Regions from separate parts of the Mus musculus genome. Here region 1 is linked to region 2. A link is a contact called in ENCODE Hi-C or POLR2A ChIA-PET data. All regions are on one chromosome and are shown on one strand. The core of a region is the stretch at or near the end of the contact, and the rest is flanking DNA. Distances in the headings are between cores, read along the strand shown.

Evidence for each region. A loop is a pair of places that touch in the nucleus more often than their neighbours do. ChIA-PET counts read pairs that join two places held with the same protein, here RNA polymerase II (POLR2A).
Region 1: a map of left cerebral cortex shows a loop between it and region 2 (2.8-fold over the local background). The contact joins two enhancer-like sites. A Hi-C loop is called at or near these places in 1 of 37 maps with a recorded cell type or tissue (left cerebral cortex). POLR2A ChIA-PET finds 5 or more read pairs at or near these places in 4 of 5 experiments (Patski and embryonic stem cell).

What each region holds. Positions count from the first base shown.
Region 1 is chr1:168,420,467-168,427,060 of GRCm38, reverse strand. All of the region lies in intron 2 of Pbx1 (pre B cell leukemia homeobox 1), which reads left to right. Among named protein-coding and RNA genes, the nearest start is that of Pbx1, 8.4 kb to the left of the region's middle. Within about 2 kb of position 1,526, at least 1 of the 3 ENCODE cell types and tissues checked has a DNase peak (open chromatin) inside an H3K27ac peak, as active enhancers do; it is left cerebral cortex, where a contact is called at or near this core.
Region 2 is chr1:168,338,610-168,344,899 of GRCm38, reverse strand. All of the region lies in intron 2 of Pbx1 (pre B cell leukemia homeobox 1), which reads left to right. Among named protein-coding and RNA genes, the nearest start is that of Gm51671, 4.4 kb to the left of the region's middle. Within about 2 kb of position 3,041, at least 1 of the 3 ENCODE cell types and tissues checked has a DNase peak (open chromatin) inside an H3K27ac peak, as active enhancers do; it is left cerebral cortex, where a contact is called at or near this core.

The DNA of each region.
Region 1 (6,594 bases), core at 277-2,776, 84 kb before region 2:
GAAGAAAGGGTGGGGAAGGCGATCTAACGCCAGGGCATAAAGAGGGACTGGGGGGGTGCATGCAGACAGGGAGCGGCTGCTGGTCTCTGACTTTCTCGCCCACTTTAAAGCCGGGCAAAGTACCTGCCATCCCGTATATTTATTTATTTTTTACAACAAGGTGTATAACAGTCAATAATTCATATCTAAACCATATAAGCAAGGGCATGACATAAATGAAAGTGACAATAGATATGATTGCATGCTCGGTTGATATACATTGATAGTTACACATGGGAAGGGGGGAGGCTGCGGAAGGTGGCTTTCCTTACGTCTCTCCTTTTAAAGGTCTCTCTAAATGTCTCTCTGGATTTCTCTGTTAAGAAAAAAAAGAATCTTTTCAAGGGGTCACTGTTGATTGAATATGCAATTACTCAGGTCTTTCAAATGTCTGTGAAATTAGTAAATAGTTCCTTTGTTGGATGGTGCTTGTAGGGGATGGAACACGCAGACAAAGCACCTGAGACAGGCTTCCCAGACCTCTGAATCATCCAGGTGCCTGTGCCAGGACCTAACCTTATTGCAGAGCTGATAATTGCGTCGTTTTAGCCATGAGAGGCGCCTTTTGAGAGATGTATTGATTGTGCATACCGATATCAAAGGAGCTCTTCCTCAGTGTGCCTCTTAGGTTTTTCTTGTTATTTTGTCTTGTTATTTTCTTTCTTTCCTTCTTTCTATTAGCTCAGAGAAGGAAGCCGGGGGCTCGTGTGCCTATGTGTCTCCTTCTCTCCTAATTTTCCTTCTCGTTTGAAGTCTTCTGTGGTTATTCACTTTGAATGGCGGGTTTTGTTTCTCATCAAGTTGGAGTTTTGTTTTGTTTTCTAATCTCGGTTCATGAAATGTAGAGTCACAATAAGAAGGAATCGGAACTAAAGGGACAGAAGGAGAGTTTCTCTTTAAAGATACTGTATTCTGTATTTTTATTGGGAAGGGTACCACTGAGGTCACCGACTTGTACATCATGGCCCAAGTGTTCAATTCTCATCTCCTAATTAAAACCTGCTGAGGTAGTGTAGATCAAAGTGGGTGGCTGTGAAAAGAGGTCCGATTCAGGTGCGCAGTGAAGACTTCGCCCATGATTAATATTGGCTACGGTGCCGGGGGTGGGGTGGAAGTGGGGAGAAATTGTCGAATTGGCCAAAATGATGTTCTTATGGTTGGAAGATATTAATCTGTTTGTTGGTTGTTGTTGTTGTTTTTTTAAATTATTGTCAATATGAATATGGTTGGAGTCTTAAAAATAATATTATTTGAAGTTTTATGTGTTATTGATACAGGATGCCTTAAAGGATAGCTTATGAAGTAATGTAATTAGTGATGGTTCCTGTGTGAAGAGGGGTACAAAACAAGATTCTATGGAGAGGATTCCTGACTCGGGGGAGCAGGAACTCGCTTTTATTCTTCCAGTTGAGTGTTGGGAGGCTGGAGAGAGGGAACAGACGGAGGTGTCAGTGGTAGAGCAGACAGTACTGTGTTTAAAATCAGCTTTTATTACTAAGAACCGTGTGATTTCTGTGTTCAGGATCTGGGCTGCCTGTGTATCTTCATGCCTTTGATGCCCTGGGGTAATGAATGCAAAGTGTCTGGAAAGTTGCACAAGTCTTTCATTTCAGTGCCCGTTTCTGTCTGTCTGTCTGTCTGTCTGTCTGTCTGTTTCCCTCTCTTTTTCCAAAACTAGTAAAAAAAAAAAGGTGGTCTAAAAGACCAGGTCACATGCTTCTGTGCTGTCCTGGAACTTTTCTTATTGGGACTATCAAGGCCCACAGCACTGAACAAGTGGCCTTGCTGAGGCCATTCAGGGTAGAGCAGATCTGTGTACTCTGGCCAGGAGCTGGGGTGTGTGTGTGTGTGTGTGTGTGTGTGTGTGTGTGTGTGTGTGTGTGTGTGTGGTGTGTTGTGTTGGCTTGCTGCTGCTTTTGTTTCTTGGGTTTTATTGATTTAGTTGGAAGATTGAGGTAAATAGGAAAACTTACAGAGATGCCTGATCAACCTTTTTGGTATTTAAAAAACAAAAACAAAAAACACGTGCATGATACCTAAGGCAGGCTGCACGGACTGAATTATAGTTGATTGATGGGTATTTAAGTCAGAAATTACTTTGGGATTTTTGAAAAGTAGATGAACTTGAGTGTTTTGCTTTTGAGTGTGGGGAAGTGTTTATTTTGATACTTTATGCTTTTAAAATATAAACGCTAAGGTAAAAAATAAAATGCCAACAAAATATTCAGGTTACAGCTTGCGCTCAGCCTCATGCAGACCCTGTTGAGAGCCACGGCAACAAACTTTACAGATGTGCCTTCCAGCTGTATCGTCAGTCTGGGACCATAGCTGCTTTAAATACAGAATTTGGGTCATTTACAATCAAATTTCCTTTTAAAGAACTGTCACTTGTCCTTTTACATGTTAGCGATAGGCTGCATTTTGCCTGTGTCTACGTGGGCTGGAAAATGGGTTTCTTGGGACTGAAGAATAGGAGAAAAAAGTCAAACATGTTGATTTTCTGAAGGAGGAAAAAAGATCTGCAATATTTAATAAATACTTAAAATTTTTCTTTTTAAAAAATGTTTACACTTCTCTGTCCAAAAAAAAAAAAATCATAAGTTTAAAAGTCAGGAAAGGTGAAAAGAGAGCCTTATTTACTAAAGAGAGGAGTCCGAGACACCTGGGAGCAAGCTGCAATTGTGAGTGAATTTGAATTTTAGCACCTAATAGCTTTCTCTGGCACTCCTCAGCTAAGTTTATACCAAGTGTAATCTGCTCTTGAGTTCAATCAAATAATTGGAGGAGGGTTTAAAAACCGATCCCCCCCCTTTTTAATCCTCTTTTGTCTCTCTGTCTGTCTGTATCCAATTAACACCCCCATCGTGGTGCTGCCGATTGGCTTTTTACCCTTCCCCTTATTTCTCTTTTCACTCCCACCCTTCTCCATCCTGCATGCCACTACCACAGCAGTTATAGGATGGGACACTTCCTTCTCTCCCTGCCCCAGGAAGAGCTAGAGAGGTGTGTGTGTGTGTGTGTGTGTGTGTGTGTGTGTGTGTGTGTGTGAGAGAGAGAGAGAGAGAGAGAGAGAGAGAGAGAGAGGACTGACTGTGGAAGGAAGCTGTGTGTGACTTCAAAAGACACAAGTGACCTTGCTCCTTGAGCAGAACTGGACTGAAATAGCTGTAGACAGTCTGGAAAGGCCTCCGACCGGGTCCCTTTCCGAGCTGGGTGGGAGTATTGGAGATGCTAGCCTTCAAGGCCTGGCAACTGCAAAACCTTTTATTAATTTTTGTTTTTTTTGAAAAGACATCTAAGGAGTGGAGAATTTGGTCCTTTCAGGCTGCATGCCAGGGAGAATGGGCTAAGGAGAGGAAGGAGCAGCAACCATCCCTCCCTCACGAGATACTGGCTTTCCAAGTGAGGCACACGTGCTGTAGACCATCAGTGTGACTCTGAGAGAGTGTCGGGCTGTATGTGTGTGTGTGACTCTGAGAGGGTGTCGGGTGGACTGGAGGGAAGTCATGTCTTGTCTCCAGGCATTTCAGTGCCTTTCCATTCCTTGAAAGTGGGTTTCCAGACAGATGAGCTCCCAAGAAGTGTGAAGAGGGGTAGCGTATGATTTGCTCGTAGCGTCTCAAAAGAGATCGAGGGCAATAGTGTGTTATTTGTTTCCTCACCTGGATAGAACTTGAGAGACAGTTTGCGTGGAGACTCTGCAAGAGGCCGTGTGCAAGGGAGAACATTAGACCTAGAAGTGCCTGAGGTGCAGACTAGGGGCTGTGAGTAGTTCCGGAGGGGCTGAGATCAACTGGAGATTCCGGGACTCAGCTCCCAGCCCGGGCTCGGCCTTTTAAAGGCTTTGCCTCTGTGTTCTGTTGATATCCAAAAATGTTCTCTCATTCTTGGCAAAATTACAAAAATACCCCTGAACCAGTAAACAAACCCAAACCTAGATATTGGCCATACGTAAACACAAAATCATGGGAATTTTTAAAGTAGAGCTCTGGCACCTTTAAAAACATTTTATTTTAGTTATACTTATGTATTTATTTGTGAGGGTGCAGGGTGGGGGAGGTGAGGGAGGAGTGCCATGACAGATGTGTGGAGGTTAGAAAACAACTTTCAGGAACTGGTTCTCGCCTTTCAACGATGCAGGCCCTGGGGATCGAACTCAGGTGTCAGGCTCAGCTGCGAGCACCTTTACTGTCAGAGGTATCTCACAGGCCCCTGGCTTCTATTGTGACCTACCTTGGATGTGTGTCCCTTAGGAAAGCCAAACCTCAAGTTTTGTTCTGAATATCTTTTAGATGGAAGTGGTAATGTCTTTTTCCCCCTTGAGACAGGGTCTCACTCTGTAGCCCTGGAACATGTTATGTGTTATGTATACCAGGCTGGCCTTGAACTCCCAGAGATGGACCTGCCTCTGCCTCTGCATCCCACTGCTGGGATTAAGGGTACAGACAACCACTCCCCCCTTTTTTTCTTTCATCCAGGGCATCCACTCCTTCCTCTTACCTTCTTCACCTGGGTCAAGGGAAGCCGCGGGTTCCCACATCATGCTGTTCCTTCACTGAGGTTGTGCGGAGGGATCTGGGAACACAAAAGTTGGTAAAGATAAACATGGGGTCCCTGAGCTCCCTGTCAGCAGCTCTCTCAGGGCGCCTTTTCATCGACCCCTGTACACGCAGGAACACATACCTGAGGCCCTCTAAAGATGGTGGAGGAGGCTTAGTGTTCCAGGGAATGGGGGTGGGCATGGGAGTGTCTGGGTTTTGCTCGCTTGGCATCTCAAAGACAGCAATTCTTAGCAGTTTGGAAAATGGCTCCCTGGGCATAAAAAGTTCAGGTGTAGATTGTCATGGGACTGGAAAGCCTGCCCCGGCGATGACAGAGGAAGGTCACTAGTGCCTAAAGGCTCTGTGGGGTCAGAGTCCATCCTTTTCGGCCTATGATTTATAGTTTTACCTACATCTGCCCCTGAAAGATTTGTCAATAAGTGGGTATTGGGGTGGGTGCCTCATGCTTTTTGCTCTTTGTATACTTCCAACTGAGCAACTTTCAGACTACAGATAGATTTCTTAATTTTAGGAGGAACTGTGACACTAGCTGGTAGGTAACTACTTGGTTTCTATAGCCAGCCCCCTTGATCTACCACTCTTTGCTGTGTGACCTTCTTTAGGTTGCTAAACTTCTCTGAGACCAATTTTCCTTTTTCTATAAAATGAAGGTCACAGTGATATTTATCTGAAAGTGTTGCTATGGTGACTCTCTCTTGAGATGCTGATACCCACACTTGGGTGTGTGTCATCCTTTTCCTGGTACCTTCCCAAGCTTGACTGTATGGTGAAGGGTCACTGGGAGGACTAAACGATGTAGTATATGCCTAGTGGAAACAGACATGACTGGTGGGTTTTATGGTTTCTGGCCCTGTTTTCTTACATGAAAGAGAGAGACCTGCACCAGATGGTCCCTAAGGGTGAGCCAGTTCCAAGGCTTGAAAGAGGAAAAATTGCTGAATTTAAGGTTAGCTTCTTTTGTTTCTCATGTATTTTCTGCAAGTGAGAATTAGATGTGTTTCATCAGAAGTCGGGCATGGAACAGAGTGATGAAGAGGAAGGTCAGGGCCTTTTAATCATGTTCTTCCTGGACAACTACCGCCTAGCCAGCTAGAATTGCCTGCACGGTGGATAATGTTTGCCCAGCAACACCAACCGGAAACAAGGCATCCTCAGGGTTAAAATATTTTCTCTGAGCATGCCCAGTTGGTGCCTGTCAACCTACTGAGCTTCAAGGTAGGAACTTGTTTTAAAAAAAAAGAAGAAGAAGCCAGAGTCACGTGACCTCTCCCCAAATTCCCAATATGTTCTGTATTTAGGAGAAATGCTATCTTTGTCACTGAGATGGGCTTCATGACACACAGCAGGCTACTGTTTCTTCATGTTATTTTTTTAAAACATATGTTTGAAATGTATTTTATATACCATGAAATTCACCCCTTTGCAAAATACAGCTCAGTGATTTTTAGTGTATTCAGCGAGTCCCCAGTGCCACAATCTAGTTTTAGAACTTGTTGGTCCGCCCCTGACCTAATATTTATCACCAGTCTGGCCATGTCCCTCTTTCCCATGCCTAGACCCTATCAGCCCTTCATCTCACAGTCTGCCTCTCTGCATAGGGCCATTTTACAGGAATATAACCATACCCCATGCCGTGCTTTGTGACTAAGCTCTTCCACTTAACATGTTTTCAAGGTTGGTCTACCTGTTCAACACACATATGAGAACTCTTCCAATCTTTTCTCAACCAAATACTATTTCGCTGAGTGGATCTCTACATTTGTTTCATCCACTGCCAGCTGCTAGACACTTGGGTTCTTTCCCCTTCTTGGCTGTTGTGGATACTGTTGCTGTTCTGTGGATACTGTTGCTGCTCTGTGGATACTGTTGCTGCTCTGTGGATACTGTTGTTGTTCTGTGGATACTGTTGCTGCTCTGTGGATACTTTATTACATTACAGTGTTTGCGTGTCCATGTCTTCTGTACACATAGGAGGGGAAGTACTGGGTCACTT
Region 2 (6,290 bases), core at 1,792-4,291:
TCACCACACCATGAGGAACTGTATGTAGAAAGTGTTAGGAAGGTTGAGACCCTCTTCACCACTTCATTGGAGCCTTGATAGCAGGCCAGGCATGTTCTAGGGATGGCACGCTTAGGCTAGTTTCACAAAGCAGAGGTCCGTGTTTCTCCTCCCTTTAAGGAGGGGGAAACCGAGGCCTAGAGGGACAGGGACGACGTAGTCTGAGAAAAGTCTGCAAGCTTATCAATATCGGAGAAGACCTGGAGGCAGTTATCTCCCTCGAAATCTCCTTTTCTTGGTTCACGCTGTCTTTCTCAGAAAGACAAGGGTCTTGTTAGTCCACACCCTCTCTGATGGGAAGGACTTTGGCTTTTTTTTTTTCTCCAAATGCCCCAGAAAAGATGAGAAAAGAAAGCTAGTTCTGCAGTGATTACCACAGAGAGGGAGAGAGCCTCAGGGCAAGCTTGTAATTAGACCCGGGCCAAAAGAAATAAAATCCTGTGAAGAGCTTGGGAAACATGATTTTTGTGACAGTAACTGCTATGCCTTTGGAGTCACAGATATGCTGCTTTCCTTTTGGTGTGTCAGGCTTAAGTGAAGTCGTCATCGTGTTCCTCATGGTCTCCTGAATGCTTCTTCAGGTGGTGCTAGAATGTTCTAGAATGTGCTAGAATGTGGTATCCATAGCTGGCCTGCGGGTCTTACCCAGCCCTGTCATATAACTGCATTCTGTAATCAATTTACCTTCTGTCTTCCTGAATAAATGAATTCTCTCTCTCTCTCTCTCTCTCTCTCTCTCTCTCTCTCTCTCTGTGTGTGTGTGTGTGTGTGTGCAATATCATCACATTTTCAATTAGTCTTTTAAATGTAGAATACTTTTATAAATGGACGGCTTTTCTTATGGGATCACAGTGCTTAGGATGGGAAATCAATTTATTTGTGTACACACTGTCTAGAGAAGGAAGTGGACACAGGGCAGAACTAGGCCTTAAACTTGGGACTTCCTTGACAAAGTCGACAGGCCCCTGGGTTGATAAGGACTGTCTCCCAATCTGTCAAGTCTCTCTAATTTGTGAAACAAATGGGCAGCTTTCTTGTGTTAGCTTTTTATATCCGTGCCTTGGAGGTGTTGTACGTGACCATCTCTTGGTGGGAGGGTGAAATGTTCTCAACCAATGTCCCTGTGGCAGACCCTATATCCAGCTTTCAGTTTGGCTTCCTTTGCCCCTACAACAGAGCAGACTTACCATCTGCAGCTCAGATTGGCCACCCTGGGCCTATGCTGTGTTTGCATTGTGACCTCTATCCGGACTTCACATTTTTTCCCTTTATGAATTCCCTCATTATGGCCAGTCATACTCCTTCAAAAATTAGCAGGGCTTCCTTTCTCCTCCTAGTGGTCACATGGCTAGCTTTGCTGGAGAAGTCAGTGGGCAAAGGAAACTCTGATATTTGCTTTTAAATTTGGAACTGGTCTTGTTCGCCAAAGTCCTTCCTAGAAGTAGGATCAAGAGTTACGAGATTCGGGGAAAAGGCCTAGAAGGCCTAGTCTCGGGTGTGGGTCTGCACACCAAATGTGAGGAGATGTGGCTTTAGGGAGCGCAGTACGGCTTTCACAGAGATGCCAGTGCATGCTCGGGGGATGGAGATACGTGGGAGCAACCAGAGTCTTAGGTAAGAAGAAGAAAGGGCAGCTTTATCTTGACTCCTACGGAGAGACTGTTTCTATTGGAAGGGAAGGTAGCCGTGATTTAGGTTGCAGATGGCCAGTTTATTCTCTCTGCATTATGTGGAGAAGAGGCCATCCCAGTCACCACACTCTTCCATGCCAGGTAGCCAGCCTGTGGTACAAACTGGCTTTGTCTCTCGACAACTGGTTACTGGATACAGGACCACATACACACGGAGGGCCTTGCTCAGCACGAATGTAACTTCTGCCTCCCTTTCTATTACATGTCTACTACACGATGATGGACTTTTCTTCAACATACCTACTACATGTCTATGTCATGGTGCTGCCCTTTCTACTACATGACTACTACTACATGACTACTGCACAGTTCTTGAATTTTCCTCCCAAGCCCCCTCTCCTTCTGTCGCTACCTCAAATACACACACACACACACACACACACACACACACACACACACACACACACACACAGAGAGAGAGAGAGAGAGAGAGAGAGAGAGAGAGAGAGAGAGAGAGAGAGAATGTATTCCCCTCCATTGCTCATTTGTTGTTGCATTTTTTTCCTTTCTCTGTTTGTTGCCTCTGCCCTTTCTCTTTTCTCCTCCGCCCAGGATTCCCTTTAGTAACAATCCAGGAGCAATGGAGTTATAGTGGTTGAATGAAGGTGAGGGAAATGCTGCTGCTCAGGAAAAAAAAAATCAGTCAAGAGAACATCATGGTGTGGGAGGGAGAGAAGTCGCCGTAAGCATCACCAGGCCCAGGCATGTCAGCCCCCAAAGCTCCTCCTTGTACCTTGCCACGGTGGAGGAGGGTGATGAATTTGGTTTCCGCCAACATTAAGCTGATAAATGAAATTTGTATGTTAAAACAATGATAATTTAATTGTGTTTTCTTTTCTTCTTTCCCTTCCACACTTCTGTCTCTCTACTCCACCACTCCCCCCCCCCACCCCCGCCTTCTCAGCTTTAGGGAAAGGAGGGGGTGAAGACTGTGGGGGGGGGTGCTCTGCAAGCTGTCGGTTTGCATTGTGCGGACGGGAAAGGTCTCTACCTGGCTCATTTTGTCCCCTTTGCTTAGGCTGTCACTGCTGACAGTCCTCATGTTTATTTCATCTCGCGTGGTGGCTGTCTCGTTTCCCTACCCTCCGATGTCATTAACGCACAGAGAGCGGGCCCTGCAGTGTTGAGCCTAATGAATTCCGCTGTGGCTGCTCTGCTCCCCACCTTGTTACCAAAGCTCAAGGTGTCAAATTAAACCAGCCCAGAGAGAAAGAGACAGTGCGGGAGAGAACTGAGCAGGGGAAGAGGGAGGCGCTGAGAACACAAAAACAACCTTCCCAACAGTTGACTGTGGGGAGAGAAGCAGAGGGAGAAAGAAGTGGGGTAGACAGGGACCCCAGGAATGGGTGACTTCCTGCGGCCAAATCCAGTCTCTGTACACCCCAGGACTCTCAGCAGGACCTAATGACCTGGTCCTCATGGGTGGGGTGTTTGGCCTTGGCTGGGTCTGGTTGCCTTTTTTCTCTTTCCTGGTTGATTTATTTTCATGGTTTATGCAGATTGGACTCCTTGCAAAGCTGAATGAGGAGCTGAAGCAAGGGAGAGCAGTCATTACTTATGGAGGTGGAAGTGAGGGTGTGTGTGTGTGTGTGTGTGGCACACGCGCATGCCGGTGAGGAAGAGTGGAGACCATATATGAGCTCCCGTGTTCACTGTCTCCGATCAGCTCCAAGGAGCAGGCAGTCATGACAGGCAGCTGAACTGTCCTGCTGGTGTGTTCCAGAAGCCCCTTGGTCAGGGACACCTTTTTTATACAGAGCCTTATGCCACTGTCGGAGGAACCTTTGTGTATATCTAGGTTAGTGATTGAATGAAGCGTTTTATTTGAGATGCCCCACTAGTAGAGTTTTTCTATTTTACAGAGAGGGAAAAAGGAGGGGGAGATGAGGAGAAGGAAGAAGAGGAGTGGGAGGAGGGAGGGAGGGGAAGAAGGAGGAGGAGAAAGAGGAGGACAACAGAAGTAGAAGGTGGAGAATAGGGCTGCATTTCAGGTCTGTTGTTTCCATAATTTGATGACTTTTACTCAGACTGCTGAACTTTAGATTTTAAAAGGTGATGATGACGCTTATGATAATGATGATGATGAAGAACAAGCTATGGGTTTAAACAAATGCAAATAATATATGCACAACTGATTTATTTTCAAAGTGATACACCCTTATAATCAAAACTTTAGTTACTATCCAGAGCTCTTCTACAGTTGTTCTCCTTTGGCCTTTCATATTTCTGTTGACAGCCACTTCCCCAAATGCACTCAAAACTACCACTCCGTTTTATAGCTACATTCATTGTGCCCGTTTAAGCATCCTGAGAATGGAATCATATAAGTATTAATTACTTCTTTTGTGTCTATAACCAAATGCTTGGAAAGAAGTACCTTAAAGATGTCCCCAGTCAGTAACCCACTTCCTACAACTAGGCCTATCACCCAAAGGTTCATTCTATAAAGTCCCAAACATTGCCACCAGCTGGGGACATTATATTTACATTCAGACCATATTGTGAAGTGTATAATCTTTGCTTTCTAGGTTTCTTGAGAATTTTCCAAATTTATACTAATATAATAATATTTATAATAATATAATAAATTTATACTAATATAATAATATCAGTAACTTGGTTTTTTTTTAACTTTCAAGCACATGTTCTATTGTCTCAATATGACATAATGTGTTTATTCGGACATATTTGTAATATTTTTCAGAAAAAAACTTTAAAATGATACTTTGATATTTAAAATACAAAGTTTCAAACATGCTCTGAAGCACTGATGTGAACTTAGCTAGGCTCCTGTGGGTTCAGTGGCACCAGGAAGGAATGGCTAGGTCAGAAGCAGGTTAGACAAGGCTTTCTGGTCACACTGTGTAAACCTCAGTCCACAAATTGGTACTTGCAATGGTTTGGAACGTATGATGCCTTTGCTTAGAGTACATTCCCCAGTCCTCTGTCCTTTGCTGCTTATGCCAATGGAACAGCATTTCCCTCTTTTATTTTTATTTTATTTTATTTTATTTATTTTATTTTGAGAATTTTGTTGATTATTTGATTTCGAAAAATTCTCCTTTGTCTCCTCAGGATTAAAGTAGAGTTTATTTTATTTTTGAGAGATCTACATCATTTCCTTTCCAACTAGTAGAGTCAATTCGAGGATGTAGAAATTTCTGGCAAAGTCGCTATAAACACGTTGACATAGGGGAAGTGTCCAGCATGATATCCTCATTTGCAGATAGGAAAAACCTGTAGAACTCTCACGACACTGAGACTTTTTGACATTTAAGTAGGCAGAAAAAAAAATATCCAATTTCCTGACTTACAACCCAGGGTAGTAACCTGAAAGAAGTGTGTGTGTGTGTGTGTGTGTGTGTGTGTGTGTGTGTGTGTGTTCACTTGTGCTGACAGGAGAGACCTAGTCTTTGATATTCTGGAGAGGCTTGACATCATAACACAACATCCATCGTCCATCTTTGTTGATCTCAAACATTCTGTGTCTTGTGCTTATTTCCCTCCTGTTGCCCTCTCTCTGGATTCAGGTTACTGATCATCACTGTCTAGTCGGAATGGGATTGAGAAGCATTGGAAAGATAGAGGCAAGAGAAAGAGCAGAATGTAAATTCTGCCTATAGATCTTCCCCGAGGCATTCATGTTTTCTAAAGAGTCAAAAGGGGAAGAAGGGCAAGAGATTTGGAGGCAGCACCAACAGCTCTGTTTACTTCTTCGGTCCATGTGCATAAAATCTACCTGAAAAGAAGCTCAGTCATGTAGGTGTCATCCACCCCCCACTCCCTCCTACCCCCACCCCCACCCTCATGAAGCAAGGATTCAGTTATAGTATGTCAATGGAAGAATGAAAGAAGTTAACCAAATCTCATTCATTTCACTTTGTGACATCGTTGGATTGGATATAAGAAAAACATTGAAGCCTCCTCTGTTCTCAGTGCTCACAGGAGGGACATGGTGTATTATAGGAGTTGCCATTGAAGGCACTATGGGGTGATGGGGACTATAGTCCTTAGCATCGTCTGCATGGGTTACAGATGTGAACCTGTATCCAAAGGTATCGTTTGCTGGTTCAAGGTGTCTTCTCTGCCAATCCAATCCTTACCTGTCTGTTTTGGGGTACATGCTGTAAGAGATTGGCCTGTTTAGGTCAGGGAGCAGAGAAGTCCTGTGTTGAATGAAGAGACATTGATGAGAGGGTGTGGCTGCTCTCTACTCTTAATCCCCCATAGATGAGCTTCTCTGGTGTCATCCCATAGGATTAATCAAGAAGATATGAATGTTCCTGATAATGATCAGTAGGTTCTTCTGGATATTGACCTAGTGTTTGTGTGCTGTCTTGGTGCATTGGTCAACTGTCTTGATGATGGTCATCTGTTTCCCTTTTGCTTGTTGGCCCTGGGCTTTGGGTTTGTAAATCTATATGCAGTGTGCCATGTAACTGCCCGCTCTGTTAGTCCACATGGTCTTACATAAAATGCACATATTGGTTTTATAATAAATGTATATTATTATTATAATAAAATATAAGGGTTTGTTGAAGTAGTTTTTAAAATATTTAT